Linked DNA regions of Homo sapiens: region 1 is linked to region 2. A link is an interaction called in ENCODE POLR2A ChIA-PET data of the cell type or tissue named here. Cell type or tissue: MCF 10A. All regions are shown on one strand. Links, peaks and the distances in the headings refer to the core of each region. The heading gives the core; the rest is flanking DNA.

Evidence for each region. Peaks named below come from ENCODE experiments on the same cell type or tissue, not always from the same donor. Only the 100,000 strongest peaks of a DNase experiment are listed, where the experiment ranks them.
Region 1: POLR2A ChIA-PET joins it to region 2 with 5 read pairs; 1 of 35 experiments calls an interaction of 5 or more read pairs at or near these places.

What each region holds. Positions count from the first base shown.
Region 1 is chr9:72,251,316-72,262,395 of GRCh38, forward strand. It overlaps GDA (guanine deaminase), which reads left to right. Exons shown (of 14, transcript NM_004293.5): 14 at 1-909. Among named protein-coding and RNA genes, the nearest start is that of LINC01504, 49 kb to the right of the region's middle. In MCF 10A, for the core only: no CTCF peak of the experiment used is centred there; DNase peaks (open chromatin) are centred at 4,426 and 6,706.
Region 2 is chr9:72,582,178-72,593,257 of GRCh38, forward strand. All of the region lies in intron 2 of TMC1 (transmembrane channel like 1), which reads left to right. Among named protein-coding and RNA genes, the nearest start is that of TMC1, 66 kb to the left of the region's middle. RefSeq lists an enhancer at 10,485-10,544. In MCF 10A, for the core only: no CTCF peak of the experiment used is centred there; DNase peaks (open chromatin) are centred at 3,744, 4,784 and 6,374.

The DNA.
Region 1 (11,080 bases), core at 4,414-8,413, 330 kb before region 2:
GAATCTTCACTCCCTACCAGGCTCTTCCTATTTTTAATCTCTTCACCTCAGAACTAGACATATGGAGAGCTTTAAAGGCAAGCTGGAAGGCACATTGTATCAATTCTACCTTGTGCTATACGTAGGAGAGATCCAAAATTTGGATGCTTCTGGAGACTCTTAGACATCTTTTCATTGTTGTCCATTTTTAAAGTTGATGATTGCTGGAAACATTCACACGCTTAAAAGCAATGGTGTGAGTTATTAATGGGTAAACTAAGAAGTGTTATAGGCAATGACTTGAAATGGTTTTTAAATTGTATGGATTGTTAAGAATTGTTGAAAAAAAATTTTTTTTTTTTGGACAGCTTCAAGGAGATGTTAGCAATTTCAGATATACTAGCCAGTTTAGGTATGACTTTGGAAGTGCAGAAACAGAAGGATACTGTTAGAAAATCCTAACATTGGTCTCCGTGCATGTGTTCACACCTGGTCTCACTGCCTTTCCTTCCCACAGACCTGAGTGTGAAAGACTGAGAGTTGAGGAGTTACTTTGTGGATCTTGTCCAAATTTAGTGAAATGTGGAAGTCAACCAGACCAATGATGGAATTAAATGTAAATTCCAAGAGGGCTTTCACAGTCCACAGGGTTCAAATGACTTGGGTAACAGAAGTTATTCTTAGCTTACCTGTTATGTGACAGTGATTTACCTGTCCATTTCCAACCCAAAAGCCTGTCAGAAAGCATTCTTTAGAGAAAACCACTTTACATTTGTTGTTAAACTCCTGATCGCTACTCTTAAGAATATACATGTATGTATTCATAGGAACATTTTTTCTCAATATTTGTATGATTCGCTTACTGTTATTGTGCTGAGTGAGCTCCTGTGTGCTTCAGACAAAAATAAATGAGACTTTGTGTTTACGTTATTTTTTGTTGTGAGTTCTCTCTGTTTGGTTTTGTTGTGAATTCTATCAATCTGCTGGAAGAGGAATTGATTTTACAATGTTTTTCTTCTTTTAGCATGAATTTAAAAAAATAGAATAGAATACTCAGCTGTGAGCCAACATGTATCTAACATCCTATAATAGTCACTATACATAGCTTTTAAAAATTAAGCTCGAATGTTCAGCCTTTTAGAAGCAGATTGCTATTGCTTTTGATTTCAGCATAGTGTATATTTTATATATTTTAAGACATTACCCAGAGTGAGTAATGCACTCTATATGAAGAATCAGTTCACACAGACATATGTGCATGTGTATTTAAAACAAAAGTTTCACAGAAAAATACTTTCTCTATTTGTGATGCCCTGGGCTATTTTCTATACTATTTTAGTCTATGTCATTTTATTTTATTCTCTACTTTTTTATGGTGCTGATGATTCCCCAGTTGGTTTCTTGAGCTTCTAAGGAATCACCTGCAATTCAGAAGCAATATTCCAGTATCTTTTGATCTATGTTTGAATCTAAGTTTGGCCATTGCCTTGCTGGGTGGCAGATATGTTACTTTAAGTGTCCATTTCTAACTCTGTGATATGGAGATAATATGAGTGCCTGCCTTACAGTCATGAAGATTAAATAAAAGGATACATAGACAGCACTTAAGCTAGCAGCTGGAACACAGTGAGTGCTCACTATCTGGTAGCTATTATCCTAAAAATTAATATAGACCAAATAAAAATAGAAATAATTTTATAAATATTTTTATCAGTATATATTTTAGAATCTAAATCAAGTGATATTACGGATCCTCCTTTACACAGAAACACTTTGCATCTGATTTTTCAACAGTATTATATATTCTTTTTTTATTTGTAATATGAAACATAAAGACAGTAGTAGATTAGGTCTATAAATTCATCCCAATGTCTGAGCAGCTTACAGAACAAGTCTTCGGATTGCACTGGTGACCCAGCTCATCCCCTCTTTCTCTCTTGTAGTTCTCAGAATAACTGTAGAATGTGCTGGAAATGGAACATTCTCAGATAAGGAGGAACTGGCCAGATCAAACTAAGCTGTGTTCCCATCCCTCCTGAAACAGGATCTTATGGTGCTTTAGCCCAGGACGTCAAGTATCCCCTAGGTATGAAACCCAGAGTGGAGCATGCTTTGAAGGTCCCTCAGCTACATGCAGACTAGACTGCATGTAGCTGACTCTAACTGCCCTGGGAAACTATCCTGAGCTTTGACAGACCTGCCATGAATCTTAAGCTTTTATTGTCCCTTGCTGCCTATCTGTGAGGAATAAAGTTGCTTCACTTACTTTGCTGTGTGATTGTTCTGTCTCACCAGACTCATGCGAGAGGTAGAAACTGCAGTCCCAAGATGCAGTGGGCATGATGAAACTGCTTCCCACAAATTACTGAGCACTTTATTTTTCTCCTAAAGATCAATTTAGTATAAAATATCCAGAAAAGAAATTTCACATGCTTAATTTAGCAATAATGTATGTCCAGTTTGCACATTGTAGACACTGGGTATTACAACAGATAATATATAAACGTGCAAATTATTGCATGGTACTAAATTCAGGATTTAAATTAAAAAAAAGATTTGGATATAAGAGTTAGTGGGTGCAGCACACCAGCATGTCACATGTATACATATGTAACTAACCTGCACATTGTGCACATGTACCCTAAAACTTAAAGTATAGTAATAATAAAAAAAAAGATAAATACCTCCCAGTAGCAAAACAGGACTTGTGTTATGGTGTTCTAAGACTCCATGAAGAGGCCACTTAGTTACTGGAACTACTGGAACAGAACTCACAGGTAACGCTCACCAATGGCAGCAGGTGTTTTGTTTTGTTTTCATCTTATTTTAAAACAGGATAAAAGGGAGATGTTCTCTGTCTTTGATATGACAGTATTTTAAAGTGTAATTAATTTTTTAAACTAATTCAGACTTATCACTTTTATCTCCAGCCCTGCCCTAACCTACTACCACATCATTGTAAGACTACATTGCATTTATCATACTTAAAAAATTGTTCATGCGTCTATAATAGTTGAATCTAAATTTTGGAGCAGGAGTATAGATAGAGAGATAAAAGCATTTTCTCTGTAGCAAAAACTTTGTTGGGAAATTCTTCAATGGTAACTAAAAAAAGTAAAAAATAAATGTTTTCTCTCCAGTACAAAATGCAATTAAAAAAAAAACAAAAAAACAAAACAGATCACACAGAATTTCATACTCCACTTGGGCCCTCCTCTATTGCCTGGCTTCTGTAGAGAGGAAGCAAACATTTGTTCCCTGTCTGTAGAAGGAGAACCCAAAGTCATAAGCAGTCAAATCAAACTGCAGAAATAACGGCCCTGGAAGATGGTTATTTGGTCAGATGACATCCACTCACTTGAAAACTGAACTTGTAGCTTCACTGTGAAATTAACTTCTGTCCTTTTAGTCTGGGCCAGTCTCCAGATCAGACTTTTGGTTAACTGCTGTCAAATAAAACCCATAAGTGGATAATCCAAGCGAGAATTCTGTTTGTGTGTGTGTTTCAGATTTCTAAATTTGGTGCCCTGGAACACTTGAGAGACTTCAAATGGCCTTGGTGATTTTTGTTTTTGTTTTTCTTCCACAAAAGTTGGTTTCATCCACACCTGAGTTAAGGAACAAGTGAAGGATGGCTTTGTGTTTGTAAAGCGCTTTGAAAACCTTGACTGAAGCACAGCAACAGATAAAGGCAAGAAAGGCTTAATTTATCAAAGTATTGCAGAACAGATGAGCCCTCAAATTGGAGCTTTGCCCAGGAAGGTTATCCGGGAAAGAATTCAGTGTTAGACAGCATCTTTTGTTGAATAGTACTGCTCCCTACAGAGCAGGGCTAACTCATAGGCAGTGCAGCTAAAGTTGACAACATATGAGTTCTTGGCAGCTGTATTTATACTCACTTAAACCTGCTTTCAATTACATGCAAATTAACGGGTGGGTGGATGCAAATTGAGGGGCAGTTTGTTTAGAATTTTCTAGCAAAGGGGTAGTAACTTCCAGGTCATCCTCATAGCTTTTGTAAATTGTCATGGTGCTGGTGGGAGTGTCTTATGCTAATGAGCAATGAGGGCATCTATGGATTGCTTTGGTAGCCATCTGCTGGTTCCTACCAGTTTCTTCACTTTATCCTGTTTAGACCAGATCCTGTTTTGGTCAGCAAGGTTGTGACCAGAAAACAAGGTTTAGACCAGATCCTGTTTTGGTCAGCAAGGTTGTGCCTGTCTCCTACCTCAAAAGGTTACTCAAAAAGATAAATTAAGGGGCTCAGAAATACAAGTGCACACACTTCTTTCAATTCATGAACTTTCTTAGTGGAACTATGAAAGATGAATTGGCAACTTACGTATTTTGGACTAATTTATATAACCACAACAAACCCTCCAGCATCATAAACGTGTCCTGGCATAATGCAATGGCATGCTATCCATCCCGTAAAATCTCATGGTAGTGACTCAGAAACGTGGGGGTAAAAGAGAAGCTATGGAGTTTAGGTTGTTTGTTTATTTATTAAAGCTGGGTAATAGGCTTTTTATGTCATCCAGGACAATTTTGCAATCTCTTATGGATGTATTATTTATTGTAACTTATGGGGGAAACTCATGATGAGACTCACATTCCCTAGAAAATTTTCACATTCCCTAGAAAATTATTGCCCAGACTAAATAAGAAGTCAGTATAAATGCATATAAAAACTCATTTAATGTTGTTTGTAGTACTGTAGACCATTTAACATGGCATAATTTAATCCAAAAGAAATTATAATTAATCAGTCAGTTTGCTCTGAAATATACTTGGCTGTTCTCTTATGCTTTTTATGTCTTTGTAAATTTCATACTTAAAAAAGGTTAATTAGTTGGTTTTTTGAAAGATTTAAAAATGGTTAATTAGTTGGTTTTTTGAAAGATAGAAATCTGTACCTGCAGAAAACAAAATAATGGCCTATTAAGTCATATTTAATTTACTAATCATGAAGTTGTAAATTTTAATCAACATTCATTTAAGCAACATTTCATAATAAATACCAGGTATGGGTCAGTTCTGAGGATTAAAAATAACATTCATCTCTTTGAAGAACTCACAGTCTGGGATGGGAGGTGAGAGGAAACACATAGACAATATGTTATGTTTATGACAGATGTATAGAGAGCTAAGGGTGTTTAAGGGGGAAACTGGTTCTGTTGGGTACATAGTCCGCAGAGAATACATAGGGCTAAGTGTGGTGGTGAATCTTTCACAGAAGTGACATCTAAGCCTGGAAGAAGAGTAGGAATTTATTTTCCATGTGAAAACTCAAAAAGGTATTTCGAGTAGAGCGTTCAGCATGAGCAATAGCAGCTCATCATAAAGACTTGACTTCTGGAAAAGTAAGATAAGAATGAAGTGGATGAATCCAGTCTTCGTAAGAATCACCATGGGTGTTGGTTCAAAATGAAGGTTTCCAGGCCCTTGTCCCTATACATTCTGATTCAGTAGGTTTGTCCTGGGGCCCAAGAATTTGCATTACCAACAAATACCTTGGTATGGTCAGGCAGTGGGTGTAGTGAGGAGAGTCATCCTGGGTATGACAAGGACCAGGTATAATCAGGTGTGTAAGCTAATGAAGAGAAGGCACCAGGCTCACTGAGTGCAGAAACTGTGGGTCTCACGTACATTGGTGGTTTTCCTATTCACTGGCAGATAACTGTTGTTGTTTCCCAGGCTGATCTTGATATCCTGGTCTCAAGTGATCCTCCCACCTCAGCATTCTAAAGTGCTAGGATTACAGACATGAGCTACTGCACCCAGCCAATTGGAGGCCTTGCCCCAGCAGGTGGGGAAGGAAATGCCAGCCAAGTTCCCACCACATGCAGAAACCTGAGAGGGTGAACCCTACCCATCAACACCTGGAGACCTTTTCCTGACTCTGGGACCCGCGACAGACAGAGTAGCCCCTGCATGGGTGACTCCCTGATTCCCACGAGGCCCCAGGGCTGCCGTGGCTCCTGCTGCTCCACATATTGTGGGGCACCTTGATAGCCGAGGTTGCCTTAAGTTACCTCCAGCTTTGTTTCTGTCACTGCAAATCAAAGAGCCCAGCCTAAAATCCTCTGTAGCCTTCTTATTTCCCCCACGGTGAGTACATTCTTTAGAGATAGGATATAAACTTTGAAATGACCATTTTCTTTTTAAATGAATGATAAACCATTGTTCCTTCATTAGGCATGTGGCCACTCTCTACCCTCTCGCAAGCCTTGCCAGAGATGCCATCCTCCACTTCCACTGGGCACCTGGAGCCTGAACCTGGAATCTTCCAAGACCCCAGATCAGCCTCTGCTGACAGTTCTCTTGTAAAGATACTGAGGATAGGATTACAGGTAGTGGCTCACGCCTGTAATCCCAACACTTTGGGAGGCTGAGGCGGGTGGATCACTTGAGCTCATGAGTTCAAGACCAGCCTGGGCAACATGGCAAAACTCTGTCTCTACAAAAAATACAAAATAATACAAAAATAAGCTGGATGTGGTTGTGTGCACCTGTAGTCCCAGCTACTCAGGAGGCTGAGGTGGGAGGATGGCTTGAGCCTGAGAGGTGAAGGTTGCATTGAGCCGAGATTACACCACTGCACTCCAGCCTGGGTGACAGAGCCAGACCTAGTCTCGAAAAAAAAAAAAAAAAGATACTGAGGATGAGTCAGTCATGACAGAATCCTAGTGACATACTAAGAGAGGGAGATGTTGTTTAATGAAATAAATGGAGGCCAGGTACGGTGACTCATGCCTATAATCCTGGCAGCTTGGGAGGCTGAGGTGGGAAAATCACTTGAGGCCAGGAGTTTGAGACCAGCCTGGGCAACATAATGAGACCCTTATCTCTACAAAAAAATAAAAAATGTAGCTGGGCATGGTGGTGCACACTTGTAGTCTCAGCTGCTTGGGAGGCTGAGGTGTGAGGATCACTTGGGCCTGAGAGGTTGTGGCTGCAGTGAGCTGTGATCATGCCACTGCACTCCAGCCTGGGCAACAGAGCAAGACCCTGCCTCAAAAAGAAAAAAAAAGAGAAAATAGAAGAAAAGAAATAAATGGTGGTAGATTCAGTCAAAAATGACCTGTTTTCTCTGCAGAGGCAGTCACACTTCTGAAGATGACTTCGTGGACTGGAGACCAATTGCAGGGCACCCTTGGGAGCCATGAGCTGGACGGGACAGGGCAACATGATATAAAGAGTCTGGGCCACTTAAGTTACCACTGGGGGAGAGTCTTCCCCTGATTCAGGAATACATGGATTGGAATGGGGCAGCTGGCCCCAAAGAAAATCTGTGAAATGTTAAGACATTGCTAATTCAGTTATTGAAATCCAGGGCTGTTAGTTTATGCCCTTGTTGAGGTCTTTCAGGGCTCTGTCCCTGCCCACCTGGACTGACCAAACACAAACGGGTGGAGGACCTTTCAGTGGACAGAGGTCCTGTGACCTTTGTAGGTGGGATCAAACTTTCCCTGCTGCCAAAGGAAGCTTGGACTCGGAAGAAAGAGCCTCACCCATGGGTGTGGACACAGGTCTTCTGCTGCAGTGTGCCCCACCATTACTACCTGACATGCTTGTGGGCACAGAATGGGTAATGACATGGCACTGCTTTAGCTTCTAGGCTTCTTGCAGGGCCAGCCAGGGATTGGGATGGTCAGAGCTCATGAATGATCTCCTCTGGCTGCAATCAGCATTTTCCACTGGCTCAAATGTACTGTACAAATAATAACTCTTTTTTTTTTTTTTTTGAGACAGAGTCTCACTCTGTCACCCAGGCTGGAGTGCAGTGGTACGATCTCGGCTCACTGCAACCTCTGCCTCCCAGGTTTAAGCGATTCTTCTGCCTCAGCCTCCCAAGTAGCTGGGACTACAGGCGTGCACCATCACGCCTGGCTATTTTTTGTATTTTTAGTAGAGATGGGGTTTCACCATATTGGCCAGGCTGGTCTTGAATTCCTGACCTTGTGATCCTCCCACCTCGGCCTCCCAAAGTGCTGGGATTACAGGCGTGAGCCACCGTGCCTGGCCACTTTCTATTTTTGCAGTGAGCAAATCAAAATCAGAGAGCGCTGTCTTTCTACGATGTGGCTCCCAACCCACTGATGGCCTGTCCTGGATGCCAGGCACTTGTTTGGGTTGGAAGCGGACTGCTCCACAGCTGCAGGCTTTTTTGTGGTTAGTTGTGGCCCACAGGATACTGGCAGCTGGAGGCAGAGCAGTGGTGCCTTTTGAAGCCATGGAAGACCTGCTGATTGCCAGCAAAATGTCTTCCCAGCCAGTTGTTCCTGGAGCCGCTGTGCAGGGCTCTGGAGATGGTGTGTGAATGCTTGAGACACGGCCTAAGTCTCTTTGAATCTCTCTGGGAGATTCTGATATATGCTGCCCCAATTATTATAGCAAAGAGCCAACATACTTGGAGGAGAAAAAAAAAGCTAGTCAAAAGATTTTCTGCTCAGGTTGAAGAATATCTTAAAGTCAGTGTAATCGATTAGACTGATTATACTAGTTGATCAAGCAGCCACTCCTCTGAAGTTACAAAGAGAATTTGGCAGGACTTAATAAATATTTGAACAGGTTCAAGTTTTTACTTGAGGTTGTCATACACATTCTCCACAAAGAACAGAAAAGTGAGCCCCAGATTTTCATTTCATGGAGCTATGATGGCTTCACCTCAAAGATAGACACAGTCACTCAAAGATGTATCAAAATCCTGTCACTCCCAAGTGACCAATGCCAAAAACGCCATAGAGAAAGTAAAACAACTTCAGGAGGAAATCATGGATGGTCTGGGTGAAAACACTTATTTTTAGGAAAGACAAGTTGCTTTCCCAAGAAGCTTCTGGATGGAAGGAAAGAGCATGGAACTGAAGGTACAGGAAAAAAATTCCTGACAACTCAAACACATGAACGAAATAATTTGTAAATGATAAAGCCTGTTAAAATATCCAAAACTGCACTAAATATAAGTTTTCCTTCTGTCTTTAGAATAGATTACATGGATGATGGTGATTTGAAATTAGACCCCCCACCCAAAAAAAAAAAAAAAAATGGAGATCACCTAGACTGACAGAAGTCTATTTGAAGAAACTCATTGACGCTGTTCACTTATAAAGGCTTAAAGGAGAAAAACAAGGACAAATACATGTGCAAATATCATGTATTTTTAAATTTTTTATTATTTAAGTTCTGAGGTACATGTGCAGAATGTGCAGTTTTGTTACATAGGTAATTTTCCAAGGCTTAATTATTCTGTTTAGGAGGTTCTTTGTTAGACATTTCTAATTTTTATGCAATCAAAAAAGTCTTAATTTATGGAAAAAAATTTGCATGACCTAAATTGCCAGTCGGCAGCCTTGGCTGAACTGTCCCTTACAAGGGTGATAGCCATTTCTCCACACTGGCCATACTCTGCTTTTGGATTTCCTGCCTTTTCCTCATGCTCATACTGGAAAACGGCAGTATGTTTTACTCTGACATCCCATCCCTCACCATCACAGATGATTGGCCAAGTATAAGAAGTACTGATCCGAGCTAGACCAGTGCAATTCTCTCTTCCTGGAATTTGGATTCAGGACCCAAATAAGCTGAGAGGGTTTGCTGGAGGCACTGGGCACATATAACATTTGAATTCCTCATTTACATGTGGCTGTTTGGAGCCATCAGTGGGCCAGATGAGAAAGCAGATTCAACCTGCAGGTAGAAGCACAGTATTTTGGGGGGAGAAATTCTTAATTCTAAAACATGTCTGATCCAAGGGTTTCAGATAAGAATTGTGAATTTGTACTACCCCAGTTTTACAATTGGGTCAACTGAGGCTCAGAGAGGTTAAGCCACTGCAAAACTAGGACATGAGAGAGCTAAGGTTCGTTCAGACCCCATGCTCCTTTGGCATGACACTAGCTCCAAGAGGATTATTAATGAACTAGACACTGGCATTTGGATTCAGGACCCAAATAAGCTGAGAGAGTTTGCTGGAGTCACTGGACACATACGACATTTGAATTCAGGGGCCAAGGTTCCCATTTGCCTGTGGCTGTTTGGAGCCACCAATGGGCCAGATGAGAAATCAGATTCAAACTCCAGGTAGAAGCAGGAGAAATGGAAGAGACTTCAAGGCCCCAGAGAAAAACAGAAGCTGGGTTGGCCTCTTAATAACATTTTTTTTGCCTTCAGTTAAGGCTCTCAAAGGGCTGGGTCTCATAAGATTTATTTTATTAAATAATAATTCTAGCTACTTGGGAGGCTGAGGCAGGAGAATCGCTTGAACCCGGGAGGCGGAGGTTGCCGTGAGCTGAGATTGCGCCACTGCACTTCAGCCTGGCGACAGGGCGAGACTCCATCTCAAAAATAATTTTAAAAAAGAATAAAAATTCTTCTTCTTCCTCCTCCTCCTCTTCTTCTTCTTCCTCCCCTTCTTCTTCTTCTTCTTCCTCCTCTTCTTCTTCTTTTCTTCTTCCTTCTTCTCCTCCTTCTCTTTCTTTTCTTCTTCTTCCTCTTCTTTCTACTTCTCCTTCCTTCCCTCCCCCTCCCCCTCCTCCTCCTTCTTCCTCCTCCTCCTCTTCCTTCTCCTCCTCCTTCTTCTTTTTGCTAATCATACAACCCTTGACTAAAGATCTACTTGCCATTAAAACGGAATTTTGTTATTCCCTATGACCATAGCAAACAGGCAGCTGATTTCTTGAATTGGGTGGGAATGAAGGTGGGGTCTTCTTGCCACTATGCAACACGACAAGTTTGAGTTATAATTCTTCAGTGAAGAGGTGAAACAAAACCCTGTTACTATAATCAGTTGGTCTGACTATCCAATTAGTATTTTTTATGTTTCTACTTAACACTTGTGAAATAACCATCTGCCTTTAAATAACTGCCACCTCCTGCCAGCCTCTCAGCTACGTACTAATAGTAGCTGAATGTCCCTTTACAGTTTATGAGAGGACAGGATGAGTGACTTATGCCACTGGACTCTGCAGTCCGTGATAGGATGGTATCACTTCCTCTGAGTTATGACATCTCAGCCAGGTACAGCCCCCACACTGGGAAGGACCAGAATTTCCTGCTTTCCTCTCCTACCTTTCTGGACTGGACTAAAGCTTGTTCTATT
Region 2 (11,080 bases), core at 2,672-6,671:
AATTCCCGACCTCAGGTGATCCACCCGCCTCAGTCTCCCAAAGTGCTGGGATTACAGGCGTGAGCCACTGTGCTCAGCCGATAGCATCTTAACAATAAACATGCAAAGATTTGTAAATGTTGGCAAACAGCAAGAAAAACATATTTAGAAAATTGTGCTATGCTTTAATGTCCTGTCTGTACGATAATTTACTTAGCTCCCTACCTTCCCCCCAGCCCACCAGAATGTTTAAACTGAAATTTAAAGCACAGTTGATCTTGGCTTGGATAGGCAGCCTGCATATTAACTGAGGATTTAGTTAGTATCCAGGAGCAGATCTACTTCTCAAAGTGAGATTCACATAGCCCCCTTGGAAGCTTTCAAATAGATTGACTAGCCTTTTAAAATTCCTCTTCTCCCCTTTCTTATTGCCCCCGCCTTGTCTAGCTGTATGCTAACTTGCTGCATAGAATCCTGAATTTCTGGATTTCTACATTTCTAGCTCAATGAATGGGGTAAATCAAAACTTAATAACACTCTTGATTTTGAAAAGCTTCAGTGCTTCATGTAAGACTTTTTGAGAAAAGATCATTTTCATTTATTTCTGTTTTATTTCTAGCTTAATGATTAAATGTAAGCTGTTCAATACCTTTTTCAATATCCCACTTGTTAAACCCACACTAAACCTCAGAAATATTGAGTCAGTGATCTAAATTTCCATTCAAAATTTCCACAAAGCAGAAGCATAAATGTTTTCATTGTCATTACAAATAAACAGACAGGGCTGGGCGCAGTGGTTCATGCCTGTAATCCCAGCAGTTTGGGAAGCTGAGGTAGGCGGATCACTTGAGGTCAGGAGTTTGAGACCAGCCTGGCCAACATGGTGAAACACTGTCTCTACTAAAAATACAAAAAAATTAGCTGGATTGGTGGTGTGTGCCTGTGATCCCAGCTACTCAGGAGGCTGAGGTAGGAGAATCACTTGAACCTGGGAGGCGGAGGTTGCAATGAGCTGAGATTGTGCCACTGCACTCCAGCCTGGGTGACAGAGTGAGACTTCATCTCAAAAAACAAAAACAAAAACAAAAACAACCCCTTCCCCTCCACGAAAGAAAACCCCAAATAAACAGACAAATGAAAGCAATGAAAACAGGAAAATAATTTTGACACCTACTTCTGGGATGTTATGTTATGCTTTGCATTGGTTCTATTTATTAGACATGTTCCCATCTTTATTATTTAAGAGCAGATAAAATAACCTCACTACATTAATCTCTTTTGCTCTGCCTCTTTCCATATGATTCTTCACTAGCAGTTCCCAAAACAAAAAAATTGTGCACCAAAATCCCAACTGAGACTCAATTGTTTGCTGACTCAACAACTCTAATGAGAAATCTTATACAAGAGCTTTTGTTTCAAAAGGAAGTGCCAGGAAAATTTTGCTTCCCTCAAGCAATGGCATGTTTTCTTTTTCTGGACAGTGAGAACCATGTAATTAAACATATTTTCCTTTGTGCTTTGGCTGTCAGGAAACTCAGAGCCAAACTTGTAGCCCAAGTTTTATGGCTATGTAAGACATTATGGCCCATATATCTGGACTCTTCCTTTCTCCTTGGTATTGATCTTCAGTCTTGGCTTTAGTTTACAAAATATGCCATTATAAAAAATAACAGTATCTGTAGGCTGTCTGAAATTATTATGGAAAAAGTAGTGTACAAATAAATGAATAAGTCAATTGTTTGAAAAACAATGCATTTGTATCAGAAATAACTTTGTGAGTGGTCTTCAGGTTCCTAGTCTATTTCATTTTGATATATATTTCTTGTGGGTTTACCACGTGCCAGACAAAGATGTTCCTGGCAGGGGGGTTAATAATGTTAACAGTACTCAGTCTTTCTAGTGCCTTACAGGCTATAGAAGGAGAAAGAAATACAAAACAAACTAAAATAGGTATTCAATTGCAACAAAAGCAACTTGATGTAGGGGTACAGGGGAAGGAATAATTCATTCTACAGGCCTTTAAAAGATAAAGAGGTATTTCAAAGGCAAACAATGGAGAGAAGATCATTCTAAGCTAAGGAGGTTGCATGAAGAAAGCATAATGTCACTACTTTTTTTTTTTTTTTTGAGACAGGGTCTGGCTCTGTTACCCAGGCTGTAGTGCAGTGATGAGATCACAGGTCACTGCAACCTCCACCTTCAGGGCTCAAACCATCCTTCCACATCAACCTCCCAAGTAGCTGGGACTACAGCTGCATGCCACCATACCCAGATAATTTCTTTTATTTTTTGTGGAAACAGGGTTTTGCCATGTTGCTCAGGCTGGTCTTGAACTCCTGAGCTCAAGTGATCTGCCCACCTTGGCCTCCCAAGGTGTTGAGATTACAGGCATGAGCCACCGCACCCAGCATAATGTCATCAAATTGAAGTGAGAAATGGGAATGTCACTACCAACCATAAGTAATAAACAATAGATTATCATTAACTTTGCTCCTAGAGAAAGACAAGTTTATTTAGAGGTGAGGCGAGTAGAATTTTTTTAAGGGAACTTCTGGGTAATTTAACACCATGATCCTTCTCGAATGCCTTACAACGTAAAAATGTAGTTCTCCTTTTTCTTTTCTTTTCTTTTTTTTTTTTTTTTTTGAGACAGGGTCTCGCTTCGTTGCCCAGGCTGGAGTGCAGTGACACAATCTTGGCTCACTGCATCCTCCGCCGCCTGGGTTCAAGTGATTCTCCTACGTCAGCCTCCTGAGTAGCTGGGATTACAGGCGTGCACTACCACGCCTGGCTAATTTTTGAATTTTTAGTAGAGATGAGGTTTTGCCATGTTGGCCAGGCTGGTCTTAAACTCCTGACCTCAAGTGATCTGCACACCTCGACCTCCCAAAGTGCTGGGATTACAGGTGTAAGCCACCATGCCTGGCCATTTTTCTTGATAAAGGGGTGTCATTGGGGCTTCTCTTACTCCTGTCACTCATCATGGGTGCCATGTCTTTTTTTTTTTTTTTTGAGATGGAGTCTTGCTCTGTCGCCCAGGCTGGAGTGCAGTGGCGCGATCTTGGCTCACTGCAAGCTCCACCTCCTGGGTTCACGCCATTCTCCGGCCGCAGCCTCCTGAGTAGCTGGGACCACAGGTGCCTGCCACCACGCCCTGCTAATTTTTTGTACTTTTAGTAGAGACGGGGTTTCAGCGTGTTAGCCAGGATGGTCTCAATCTCCTGACCTCGTGATCTGCCCGCCTCAGCCTCCCAAAGTGCTGGGATTACAGGCGGGAGCCACTGCGCCTGGCCTGGGTGCCATGTCTTAATTGACAACCACAATGAAGAGAGGAAGGAAAGAGGAAAGAATAAGACAATACAAGAAGAAAAGGGAAGGAAAAGCCAATGACAGACATTAACTGGATTTTCCCACAAAGAGAGGTCATGAGGATCAAGAGCATACAGAAGTTTGCAAAATAAAGAGTTTCTCTGGCTTGGAGTTGACCAAAATAAGAGAAAGGTGAAGCGAGTATAATGTACGGAGACTTCTCCTGGGAGAAGTTGTCAGTGGAGAAGTTATTGGGTCATATAGTGATGGTGTGCAGATAGGACCTGGTGGTGAGTTGACGAGGAGCCATTGCCATTCAGCCATCAAGAATCATGATGTGTGTTGTGTAGGAATGGAGAGGTGAGTGTGGAGTGGATGGGGCGTAGATGGAGAAGCAGGAGGATTCGTCATGCACCCTGAGGCTTGCCAGTATTGATGTCAGACTTCCTCCGACCGTGTTGCCACCCTGGACTGTTTGACTTTGGTAGCTATTTTAAAACAGCAAGAAGAGCTGCTTGAGAAGAACCTGGGGGAGATTTCACAACCAGCAGCTGCATCGAATCTCCCTGGATGTGTGCTTTTGGAAACAATTTACACAAGGGCTGATTTCAACATGCACTAATATATACAGTTTAGCTGGCATTTTATATGGAAACTTTAATAAAATGGTTCTAATTAGTGCTTAATTTACATAGATTAGAGAGTTCTACAGGCCCACACAGTAGGGCTTGGGGATTTTATGTCATTTGATGGAGATGCCAGTTTGATTCAGATAAAGAACCAATTTTAGGGAATACTGCTGAAGTTTGCCCGACACAAATGAAGGAGTTGTAGCTTGCATTTCTTTTACCCACTCTTGTTCAGTGGCTTGAACTAGCTTTCTGTCTCTTCCACAAGATTTAGGACAAGATGGATTTCTGTGTCAGCATGTAGTAGGAGAGCTTTGATTTTCTAGTTCTGTCCTGTGTGGATCTGTATGTAGCTCAGATTCCCCCACAATCTAGGTCAGAGAAGCTGCTAGCCTTGGTGCAAAGTTTTCAAAAAGGCTTCTATTCAGAGAGATGAATAAGGAAAAACTCACACCCTACGTGCGAAGGTTGCTTAATGAGAGGTGTGAGATGGAGCTCAGTTGCCACTTATCTCTGTAGTTGGGTACCGTTGTGCAGTCTGTGCACTGCCCAGCCATTTGCAGTGACCCCAAAGAGGATCATCTGGTCATCTTGCGGGGAGAGACTGTGAGTTCCTGCCATGTCACTTGGTATAACATGAGAAAACTCAAAACTCTAGGCAGATCTTTGCACCTGCCCTACTTTTCTACCTGCTCTCACAATCTTCTTGAGGGTGACCAGAGTCCAAGTAACTAAGTGTAATTCAATGTGGTGAATGATATGATTGCTACACAGGAGTATCTATTAAGGCTTTCAAAATGTAAAGAGGAAGTGACTCATTCTTCCTGGTGGTGGTGGTTGCATCAATTGGTGTAGTCTATTGCCTCTCTCCCATCAACAAGGGACATTTGGCAAAGTCTGGAGTGTGTCAACTGTGGGGTGGTGGTACTACCGGCATCTAGTGGATAGAGGTCAGGGATGCTGCTGAACATTTTACAATGCCCAGGACAGCCCTCCCACAATAAATTATCTGGCCCAAAATATCAGTAGTGCTGCCATTGAGAAATCTGGTTATGTAACAGATAACTTTTTTTTTTTTTTTGACATGGAGTTTCACTCTTGTTGCCCAGGCTGGAGTGCAATGGCTTGATCTCGACTCACTGCAACCTCTGCCTCCTGGGTTCAAGTGATTCTCCTGCCTCAGCCTCCTGAGTAGCTGGGATTACAGGCATGCGCCACCACGCCCAGCTAATTTTGTATTTTTAATAGAGACGAGGTTTTACCATGTTGGCCGGGCTGGTCTTGAACTCCTGACCTCAGATGATCCACCCACCTCGGTCTCCCAAAGTGCTGGGATTACAGGCATGAGCCACTGTGCCCAGCCAACAGATAACTTTTTAAATTCTCAGCTGTTTAACCCAACAAATAATTATTTTCTTCCTCAAGCTGTATGTCCAGCATGGGTTGGCAACATAGCCCTGTTTTTCCTAGTCCCTTCAAGAAGTCTATTGATGGAAGATGCATTTTTATGTGGGCTTCTACCACCACTATGAGAGGGGGAAGGAAATTTGTTGGATTGTACCCTGAATTTTAAAAAGCTTCTGCCCAGAATTGACATATATTCTTTCCAATTGCATTTTATTGGCCACAATCCATCATATGACCATGCCTGAATTCAGAGGGAGTAGGTGGAGAATACATTTTTAATTTTTAATTTTTTTTTTTTTTTTGAGACAGAGCCTCACTGTCTTGCCCAGGCTGGAGTGCAGTGGCGCCATCTCGGCTCACTGCAACCTTTGCTTCCCAGGTTTAAGTGATTCTCCTGCCTCAGCCTCACAAATAGCCGGAATTACAGGCATGCACCCCCATGCCTGGCTAAGGTTTTTCATATTTTTAGTAGAAATGGGGTGTCACCATGTTGGCCAGGCTGGTCTCAAACTCCTGGCCTCAAGTGACCCATCCTCCTCAGCCTTCCAAAGTGCTGGGATTACAGGTGTGAGCCATTGTGCCCAGAGAGAGTGCATTTTTGTCTTGTACCCAGAAAGAGGAGAGAGTGAGAATAATCATGAACTACCCTAATGACTATCATGCTGATGGTAATGGTGGTTGTAGGATGGTGTGAGAATTTAAAGACGGCTTCACTCCTGTCACTTTGCTTACTTACTGCTGTATAACAAACTGCCCCAAACTTCAGGGATGAAGCTAACAAAAAAATCATTTAATTTGCTCATGAAGTTGCAATTTGGATAGGGCTGTGTAGAACAGCTCCTCTCTATACCATGGGGCATCAGTTAGGACAGCTCAAAACCTGGGAGTAACTCAAAGGCTGGGGGCTATAATCATCTGAATGCTTGCTCACTCCTGTGCTCTCATGTCAGGCAGTGGATGCTGGCTGTAGACAGAGACCTCAGCTGTGGCTGTCAGCTTGACCACCTACTCCCAGCCTCTACATGTGGCTGTTTGGCTCCCTTACAGTATGGTGGCTGGGTTCCAAGGCAGAAAGTAAATGCTGCCAGTTTCTTAAAGTCTGTCTGCAAATTGGCACAGCATTCTTTCTACCATATTCTATTCATCAAGGAGTTGTAGAGGCCAATTTTAAGGGGAAGAAAAATAGACCCTATGTTTCAATAGCAGGAAGGTCAAAGAATGTGGAGGCCCCAGAAAACTGCTTCCCAGGTAAGTGACAGGATAGAAAAACAAGATTTTTTTTTTTTTTTTTGAGACAGGGTTTTGCTCTTGTTGCCCAGGCTGGAGTGCAATGGCGTGATCTCGGCTCACCACGACCTCTGCCTCCTGGGTTCAAGTGATTCTCCTGCCTCAGCCTCCCGAGTAGCTGGGATTACAGGCATGCGCCACCCAGTTAATTTTGTACTTTTAGTAGAGACAGGGTTTCTCCATGTTGGTCAGGCTGGTCTTGAACTCCCAACCTCAGGTGATCCGCCTGCCTTGGCTTCCCAAAGTGCTGGGATTACAGGTGTGAGCCACCATGCCAGGCCAGAAAAACAAGACTTCTTTAGGTGGAGTTTGGGGAATGAGCTTTCTGGACAAGTAAACGGCATGCATCAAGGCACAGAAACATCAGAGCTGCATTTGAATAAATTCTCCTAGCTGGTCTTACCTCCTAGCTACTTACTTCTACTGTTGACATCAACCTTATAAACTTGCTAGAGGCTCAGTGTGGGGAAACAAACAAACAAAGCCTCATGAAACGTTTTGATCCAATTAGAAAATGTCTATTAAATACATTGTGTTTCACAAATGTGAACTATTAATACAATCTGGGTTTGTTCCGATTTAATTGTCTAAAATTATACATAATTCATCTTGCCAACAAATGAAATTATTGAAAAATTAAAAATATCACCACCAATTTTTTCTATTAAATGTATATTTTTGTAATGATAGCTTAAGTTTCATCTCAGTTTGAGATTTAGTACACTGTGGCATTCACTCTGGTTGGGGTTCATTTGGCTCTGAGCTTCAAGGTTCAATTTAGACTTCAAAGCATGTCGGACTTGACCTGAGGCACGTTTTTAACAATCAGGTGCAGTTTGTAAGGTTATGGGTTGAGGAATAGCATAAATGGGCCATCCTTTTTCTGATTTTGAGAAGAGAATGACTACTAATACCCAGGTGTGTTCTTGTCTTTCTTGAGTCAATTCTAACAGCATTGGCTGTGGGTTATAAAACCATAAAATTTTACAGCCAAAAACAACTTTAAAGGTCGTTTAGATGGAACTTCTTCATTTTGCAGATGAGGAAACTGAGAATCAGAGACAAAGTGACCTCAGGGCATTACAACTTACTATTACTATATTGAAAGAGGAAGGGAAGCTGGTGCAAGTTGAGGGACCCACTGATGAACTGCAGGGTATCCAATGTTGCCCCTGTGTTTGGGCTGAGGGAGAAGCAGCTTCTTAGCTTCTGCTATGCTGACTTATCTTGTGATCTCTGTCCCAGCCCTTGGCTGCCTCTCCTCCTTGTCCCCAGGCCTGCACCATTCCATCTGCCTCCTGATTATTCACTGACAGCTGCCTTTTCCCTCACCCTTTGTTCTCAGTTTTTAAAAATCCAATGGGGAGAAGCTTGGATTCAAATGATAGCATTTTCAGCTCATGAAAAATTCTATAACAAGTGTATTTGACCGTTTGATCTCTGGCTTCTCCCACACACTTGCCCTTTATACTCTGACAGCCATAAGCTTCATTTCCTTGAAGCAGATTGCAATTTCAATGGAAAGGAAATAATTGTGTAGCTTTCAAGCTGAGTTCAGTTCTAAAAAGGACTGAGCAAAGCTCAATCCTGGGCTATTGTAGAATCTTAGTCACTGAATCAGGCAGTGAAAGAGCTCTCTCCAAGCTTCATGGTTATGATCTTGAAAAACACCAGAGCTAGGTTCAAATTCCAGCCATACCATTTCCTAACTGTGTGATTTTGGCAAATCACACAAATACTTAAAATTCTTTCGACTCGGTTTCCTCTTCTGTAAAATGGGAACACTAATTAATGCTCACCTCAAAAGGTTGTTCATTCATTCAACACATATTCGTTGGGTGCCTCCTGTGTGTCAAACTGTTTCAGTCCAGTGAGGAAGATGGACATGAATCCAAGAGTCACCAAAAAAATGTAAAGTGGCACCTGTGATGAGTCACAAAGGGGAGGTATATGAGAAAGTGTGTGACAGTATCTAACAGGTGAGGGCATTATATAATTTATTGTTGCAAACAGGACATTTTTGAGCATGTAAGAGGGTGTGTTAATTGTCCTGGAACAACAGGCATAAATCAGGACTTTCTGGGCAAACTCAGGCCCTACCCCACTCTTACCTACCCTTAGTATAAGAGGGAAGGTTGGGAAAGGCTTTCCTGGGGAAGGGAAGAAGAAACTGAGATCCGCGGAATAAGTGAGGATTCCTAGGCAAAAAGAGGAAGACAGAGTGGTTTAGGCCAAGAGAGCAAACAGTGGTGCAAGACTCTAAGGCAGGACAAAGCATGGAGCCTGCAGAGAACAGACAGAAGGTCAGTGTGATGAAGATGGGAGGGGTGCGTGGCTTTAAACACAGGCCCCTTGCTTGTTGGTTTGCCCTGTAGGTGTTAAGAAATGAGGCTATATCAAGGTGAATTTTAAGTAGAGGTGGCACCTCTACTTAAGACCAGACTTGCAGCTTTAAACATCAGTCTGGCTGCAAGGCAGAATGGATTAGCATTGAGTAGTAGTTCTGGCCTTGGCTTTCCAGAGGAAACTTCTAAACAATATCAAAGCCTTGGTGTCACCCACAGAGATCCTGATTTAATTAGTTTAGGTTGGCTCCCAGTAGGTTATAAAGTGTGTCAGGATTGAGATTCACTGTAGAAGGAAGTGTGAATATGGAGAAGAATAATTACAAGGCTATTGCAGTAGCCCGGGTAAGAAGTGATGGAATAGGTTCATGGCAGTGGGTTTCTGAAGCAGTGGTTCTCAAACTGTAGTGGATTTGAGTATCACCTGGAAGTCTTATTTATTTATTAGAGATGGTCTCACACTGTTGCGTAGGCTAGAGTGCAGTGGTATAATCATAGCTCACTGCAACCTTGATCAGCCTTCATCTCCTAGGCTCAAGCAATCCTGCCACTTCAGCTTCCTGAGTAGCTGGGACTACAGGCATGGACCACCATGGCTATTTGTTTGTTTGTTTTTAATAGAGACAGGGTCTCACTCTGTTGCCCAGGCTGGTCTCAAATTCCTGGGCTAAAGCAAGCCTCTCTCCTTGGCCTCCCAAAGTGCTGGGATTATAGCCACTGCACCTTGGCACGGAAACCTTGTTAAAATGCAGATATCTGGGTATCATTGATTTAGTAGGTCGTGGATGGGGCCTGAGAATTTGCATTTCTGACAAATTACCTGGAGGCGCTAGTTGCTAGTTTAGAGATCACACTTAGCATCTAGTGGGTAGTGGTCAGGGATGCTGGTGAATATCATACAATACACAGAACAGCCCTTTTGCTGATCACTGATCGAGCAAAAAAACCATCTGATGTGGTAGATAACATCAACAGGATTTGATCAGCAGGGTAAAGGACAACTCCAGGACTCTTACAGTTTTCTGAATTTCACAACTAAATGACGAGTTTCACTATTCATTGACATTCAGGAGACAGCCCTACAGACCTGAGAAGATGGTGAAGTCAAAGCTACACATATATTTGAGGGTTACCTTTGAAACAGCTAAGAGGATACATCAAGCAGGAACATATATGTGGAACCTGGAAGGGAAGATCATTACAGATATAAACTTGGGGATCATTAAAGCCAGGAACTTATCAATGGCATCAGTCAGTTCTCTTTTCTTTTACTCTTATCATTGGTGTCAAAGCTCTGGCCTCTTTTTGTTGGTTCCACTCAGGTGCCGTGATCCTCCAGCCTCAGCACCTTGCTGTGAGCTCTCCTTGGGAGGCTGCCTCTCCCTCCTCCTTCAGAATTTACCCCCTACTTCTCCTTTGGGTCCCACCTCTCAGGCTTGGTCATGTGTGGCATTAGCAAGCAGGTGTGCGTGTTTCCTTCTGAAGCACAAATCAAAGCCATGGTTATGTATCTGTGGGATTATTTGCTAAATGGCCACCTCTCCTGCTAGATTCTAAGTTGCCTGCAGTGACTGGAGAACATCCCTAGGTATCAGATGCTCAATGTCTTACACTTATGGAACCGTCAAAGACAGCTGTTAAATGTCCAATGGGTCAGTTAGGGAGATGGTGGTTGTTAAAACTGTGATGAGTTCTCAGGAAGAGGGAGAAGCAGTTACCTTTGTGAAGCAGTTGTTGGTATTTACTTAGTAATGAGATTAAATTTCCTAGGACAGTGGGTGTGTGAACCAGCAATAGCGCCATCTGCTGGAAGTAAGTGATACAACAACTATTATCTTGACTAGGCTCAGGGCTGTTAAAACAGTATTGCTCTGGGAGAAAAGAATCATTTTTTTTAAGGTTAAAAATGTGAGTAAAATTCTTTAGAGTGAAGATAGAATTTCTTTTGAAATGGTTGGAAAAATTGGATAATTATTGAAAATAGTGTTCAGTTTTCAAAGAGGAGAGAAACCTTCAAGTCACTGTAATTAAGAGAAGTTTTATTGAAAGAACACATGGAATAAGGAAGTTAGATATCTCCACCCAAAACCAGCATTTCAGAAAACAGAAACAGGCAAAAATCTG